Linked DNA regions of Homo sapiens: region 1 is linked to region 2. Evidence: read pairs that join two places in POLR2A ChIA-PET (ENCODE). Cell type or tissue: GM12878. All regions are shown on one strand. Each heading gives the region's core, and the rest is flanking DNA. Links, peaks and the distances in the headings are about the cores only.

Region 1 (2,933 bases), core at 201-2,700, 230 kb after region 2:
TGAAAATTATGTGATGGACTATGCTTCACTACTTGAAAATCTTGGTTTAATGGTTGGTCATAGAAGAATTCAAACTCTAAGGACAGTTCACCCCCATACTTGGCTTTAATGAATATAGTCATTAAAATAGACACTGGAAAAAATATGGAAGAAGTACAAAATAGGCTTTATGTAATCAACTATGATACTCAAATTTCAATTCCAGGGCCGGGGGCTATGGCTTACATCTGTAATCCCAACACTTTGGGAGGCCAAAATGGGAGGATCATTTGAGGCTAGGGGTTTAAGACCAGTCTGGGCAACATAGTGAGACCCCATCTCTACAAAAAAACTACAATGTAAAAATTAGCCAGGCATGGTGGCCCATGCCTGTAGTCCCAGCTACTCAGGAGGCTGAGGCAGGATTGCTTGACCCCAGGAGTTTGAGGCTGCAGTGAACTATGGTCACACCACAGCACTCTAGCTATCTGACAGGGCAAGAACTTGTCTCAAAAAAAAAAAGAATCAATTCCATCCACCAATTATGCAAAGATTGTAATTTAGTCTTTTTCTCTAGTAAATTTCTGGCTTCTCTGAGGTCAACTAGTTTTCCTCACAAAGTTTTTTTTTAATGTTTAACAGCTGGGTTCTGAGCCACTGAAATGCCATTAGGAATATTTTTAATCATGTTAGAAAATGTTTTCAAATTTATTAAGTGTTCATATAAGGGAGTTTTAAGATGTGTTTATGCCATTATTTTTAAAGTTTTTTATTTATAATAGCTTTATTGGGGTCTAATTTACAATTCATAAAATATACCCATTAGAACTGTATTATTTTTAATAAATGTATTGTTGTGGAACCATTACCACTATCCACTTTTAGGACATTAACATCACCAGAAAACATTCAGTCATAACCACTTGTATTAAATCCTCCCATCCCAGTCTAAGGTAATCACTGATCTGTCTTCTATCTCCATATTTTTTCCCTTTTTGGGAGTTTCATATAAATGGTATCATACAAATGAGGCCTCTTGTCTGGCTTTTTCTCTCTTGGCATAATATTTTGGAGGTTTATCCATATTGTACCATGTATCAGTAGTTCATTATTTTTAGAGATGAATAGTATTCGAGTATGCCATGTTTTGTTTTGTCAATCATCAGGTGATATTTAGATTATTTCCAATGTTTTGCTATTATTAACAATATTGCTACTGTTCATGTAAAAGTCTGTGTGGACATACATATTTATTTCTATTGAAGTAAGATTGCTGGGTCATATGGTATAAGTTTATATTTATATATATGACTTATTCTTTTTTAAAGAGAATAGGCCTCTCTACATTGCATAGACGGGCGTGCAGTGGTATCGATATGTGCAATCCCACTACTGATCAGCACAGGAGTTTTGACCTGCCCTGTTTCCAACCTGAGCTGCTTCACCTCTCCTGAGGCAACGTGGTGGTCCCTTCTTCCCAGGAAGTCACCATATTGATGCATAACAGTACAGACACCTGATCAGCATAGTGCACTATAGCCCAGAACTCCTGAACTCCAGGGATCCTCCTGCCTCAGCCATCTGAGAAGCTGGGTCTACATGCATGCAACATTGTGTCTGGCTATGTTTATGTTTTCAATAAGTTGCTAAATGACTCCAAAAAGTGTGTATACCATTACACATTTAGCAATTTATGAGAGTTGCAGTTTTTTCACATCTTTGTCATCACTGTGTATTGTCAATTTTTGGTTTATAACCATTTTACTGGTAGTGTACTGGTATCGTATTGTGGTTGTAATTTGCATTTCCCTAATATGTTGAACATCTTTTCATGTGCTTATTAATCATTTGTATACCTTTTTGGTGAAATCTCTATTAAAACATTTTATTTTTAATTGAATTGCTTATCTTATTTTTCACATTTAGCATGCTTTATATATTCTAGATACAAGTACTTTATCAGATATTTGACCTAGGAATTTTTTCACAGGCTGTTATTTGTCTTTTCACTTTCTTACCAGTATCTTTTGGAGGGCAAAACTTTTCATTTTTATAAAATGCAATTTATCAATTTCTTCTTTAATGGATCACAATTTTGGTATTGTATCTAAAGAAACCTTTCCAAAAGCAAGGTTGCAGAGATTTTCTACTGTTTTCAGATATAATTTTAGCTCTTACAGGTAGGTCTGTGATATATATAAATTTTTTTCTGTATGGTGTTTGGTAAGAATTTAAGTTCAGTATTTTGCATATGAATATGCAATTATTCCAGTAGTATTTCTTTAAAAAAAATCCCTTTCACTATTGCTCTGCCTTGTCATCTTTGCTGAAAACCAACTGATTGTAAATATATTAATTTCTGTACCTTCTATTTCATTGATCTAAGTGTCTATCATTATGCCAATATTACATCCTATTATTATAGCTTTATAAGTTTTGAAATTAGTATTGTAATAACTCTTACCTTTTTTTTACAAGATTGTTTTTGATATGTATTTCCATTTTATTTTTTTTTTATTTATTTTTGAGATGGGGTCTCATTCTGTTATCCAGGCTGGAGTTCAGTGGTGTGATCACAGCTCACTGCAGCCTTGACTTCCTGGGCTCCAGCCATCCTCCCACCTCAGACCCCTGAGGAGCTGGGACCACAGGTGTGAGCCACCATGCCTAATTTTTGTATTTTTGGTAGAGATAGGGTTTTGCCATGTTACCCAGGCTGGTCTTCAACTCCTGAGCTCAAGCAATCCACCCCGCTCGGCCTTCCAAAGTGCTGGGATCACAGGCATGAGCCACTGCACCCGGCCTGTATTTCCATTTTAAAATTGACTTCTCAATTCCTATAAAAATGCTTGCTAAGATATTGATAGAGATGACATTTAATCTATAGATTAGAGGTCTTATGCTTGTTTTCTAAAATTTATTCTTAAATATTGTCTTCTTTCTCATGTTATTAT
Region 2 (2,933 bases), core at 190-2,689:
AGTTCTTAGAACCTGTAGCATCCATTTGTTGGTTGTACCCAACTTCAGTTTTTTTGGTCATGAAATGATATCTAGAGGAACTCCTTAGCTAAGTAAATCTGCTTTTAGAGATCTTTAAAATTATCTTCTGGAGTATATTGTTAAAACATTTTTAAAACATTAAAATTAGCACAAAGGAGGTAAAATGAGAAAAGCAAGCTATTTATTAAATTATAAGAAACAGCAATGGAGATAAGTAGATGAAAGGCCACAATATAATTATCCTTATTAAAGCAATAATTGGCAAATACAGAGGAATAAGATTGTTAACTACAACAGAGCTGAACTTCAGAAAAGTCAAAGATTGAACATTGTAATAAGCATTTTCAAAATGTCATAATGTAAAGGGGAGAAAGGCCCCTGTGCTTGGAAGAATGGTCTAATTTCTGCTTGCATGCTCTGCAACAGTCACTGATAATAGAAAGCAGTGATGCTAAAGATATACAACAAATGAGATATGACCGTTACATATCCTAGCTTTCTACTCCTCCCTGTGTGTAGAATCTTTCACTACCCAACATAAAGAATGCTCAGTAAAGAAAGTTTCTGGGAACAGGGTAAGTGTTTAAAAACACCTGAAAACAAAATAAACATATACATCAAAGTATCACTGCAGCTGTAGAGAACTCTACACTGCAGTGACCAGGGCACCAGTATTGGTCCCAACAAGGTTAGTTAGGAAGTGCAGTCAGTGCCCTGCTGAAAAGAAAGAACAACTACTGCATGCGAAAGAGAGACAGTTTAGCTTTCAGCAGTGGTGGGGTAGGGGGAGGGGGAGAAGACTTTGGGTAAAAATTACCATGAGGGCTAAGTGGCAACGTTTTGGGATGGCTAGAAAGGAACTTGGAGCATAGAGTTACAGAAACTAAAGAACACAAAGAATAAACATTGTGGTAAAAAAAAAAAAAAAAAAAAAAAGACAAAGATACATTCTTATGTCTATTTTGAAGACTGTCATTTGTTACCCAAGAAAACTAAAGGTATCTTTCACTTAATACTCATATTTTGATTAGCATTTTAACTTTTATACATTTCGCTATCCAGTTTGCTCACCAATTTGAAGCCCATCACAAGACAATCAATGAAACTGAAACTTACCTGTGGCAAGCACCCCAATATCCACCAATTTATTGTTGCAACATAAAAAATGAAATGAAAACTACTAGAAATTAGGTAATAAAAACACAATATTTCAAACTTTGTAGAATATGGCCAAAAATAAACAGGAAAATAAAAACTATAGTCGAGTGAATTGATTAGGAAATAAAATACATTGAAAATAAAATAACTAAAGCTTTCAACCCAAGAGGCCAGAAAAAGCACAATAATATTCAGGGTCATGTTTCATTCTTTGTCTTCCTTTAGCCTCCAACCCTGATGACATGAGTCATCAACTCTAACTCATGTAAATACTGCACACACATCTGTCAGCTTTTGTAGCACTTCTGCTTCCCGCTGTCACTTCCTTAGTTCAGATACTTTTTCTCACAGAGCTTACTGAAGGAAACTTATAATTGGCTTCTTGGTCACCAATTTCTACCTATTTCAAAAATAATTTCTGTCCTCCCCAGAAAAAAAAAAAGATGAACTTTTCTAAAGGATCTAGCAAAAGTCTAGAGCTGTAGAGCTATTTGGAAGCATGTCCCCAGGCTGGAGATTAAATTTGGTATACGTGTCAGCTCTCCTTAATAAAATTTCAATACAAAAAAAATCAACAACATTTCTAAGTGAAATTTGACATAAGAATAGCTAAGATATTTTTGAAAAGAACAATGAGTGAACACTTGTTCTACTAGATAGCAAAACAGAATAATTAGAACAGGACACTATCAATGTAGAACTATAAACATAGATCAGTTTTTAATCTAATCAAGAGTCCATATGGATATAAAAGTATAATTAGAAATGTAACATATAACAAAGGTGGCATTTTAAATCAGTGGGTAAAGATGAATCATTAAATAATTGGTGTTGAGATAGTTGGCTATCAATTTAGAACAATTTAGCTCATATCACTCATTAAAATAAGTTCCAGATGGCTACAGAACTAAATTTTAGAAGAAATATGAATAATATATACTATTTTAAAAGAATTAGGTAGGTTTATTTGCAGAGATACCATGTATCATTTTGAAGTTTGTGCTCTACAAAAATGACCCATGACCCAGAGATACAAAAGAAGTATGACATCCAGCTTTGCCTCTGCTTGTCAAGCTGTATGCCATGGTTCAGAAGGGAGTCTTTTCGTAATTTGTCCACTTGTAGTAGGAGCAATATGCACATGCCAACAGAAGGAGGCACCTTTTTCTTTTTTTTCTTTTTTTTTTTAAATTATACTTTAAAGTTCTAGGGTACATATGCACAATGTGCAGGTTTGTTACATATGTATACATGTGCCACGTTGGTGTGCTGCACCTTTTTCTAACTAGCACAAAGGACTTATATGCCAGCAGCAACCTATAAATAGAAGTTAGTAGTGAATAGTCGATTTGTACATACATAAATGCTTTTTTTACACAAATGGTTGCTATAGACTGAATGTGTCTGCTCAAAATTCATATGTTGAGGGCCTAACCCGCAATGTGATGGTATTTGGATATGTAGCCCTCACGGTGGGAGTCACGCCCTTGTAAGAAAAGACACTCAAGTACTTGCTAACTCTCTTCACCATGTGAAGTCACAGCAAGAAGGCCCCATTCTGCAAGCCAGGAAGAGACCCCTCACCAGAACCTGACCATGCTGGCACATTGATCTTGGGCTTCTAGCCTCCAGAATAGTGAGAAAATAAATTTCTGTTGTTCAAGTCACCCAGTCTATGATATTTTGTCATGATAGCCCAAGCTAACTAATACAGTGGTATTATATTGTTAAATGTGTTGTGATTTTTGTTGCTG

What was found. ChIA-PET counts read pairs that join two places held together with the same protein. Peaks named below come from ENCODE experiments on the same cell type or tissue, not always from the same donor. Only the 100,000 strongest peaks of a DNase experiment are listed, where the experiment ranks them.
Region 1: POLR2A ChIA-PET joins it to region 2 with 14 read pairs; 3 of 35 experiments call an interaction of 5 or more read pairs at or near these places.

What each region holds. Positions count from the first base shown.
Region 1 is chr2:158,445,861-158,448,793 of GRCh38, forward strand. The region is part of intron 1 of CCDC148 (coiled-coil domain containing 148); the gene reads right to left. It also overlaps the pseudogene RN7SL393P. Among named protein-coding and RNA genes, the nearest start is that of CCDC148, 9.4 kb to the right of the region's middle. In GM12878, for the core only: no CTCF peak of the experiment used is centred there; no DNase peak of the experiment used is centred there.
Region 2 is chr2:158,213,188-158,216,120 of GRCh38, forward strand. All of the region lies in intron 11 of CCDC148 (coiled-coil domain containing 148), which reads right to left. The region is part of intron 4 of CCDC148-AS1 (CCDC148 antisense RNA 1); the gene reads left to right. Among named protein-coding and RNA genes, the nearest start is that of CCDC148-AS1, 48 kb to the left of the region's middle. In GM12878, for the core only: no CTCF peak of the experiment used is centred there; a DNase peak (open chromatin) is centred at 1,467.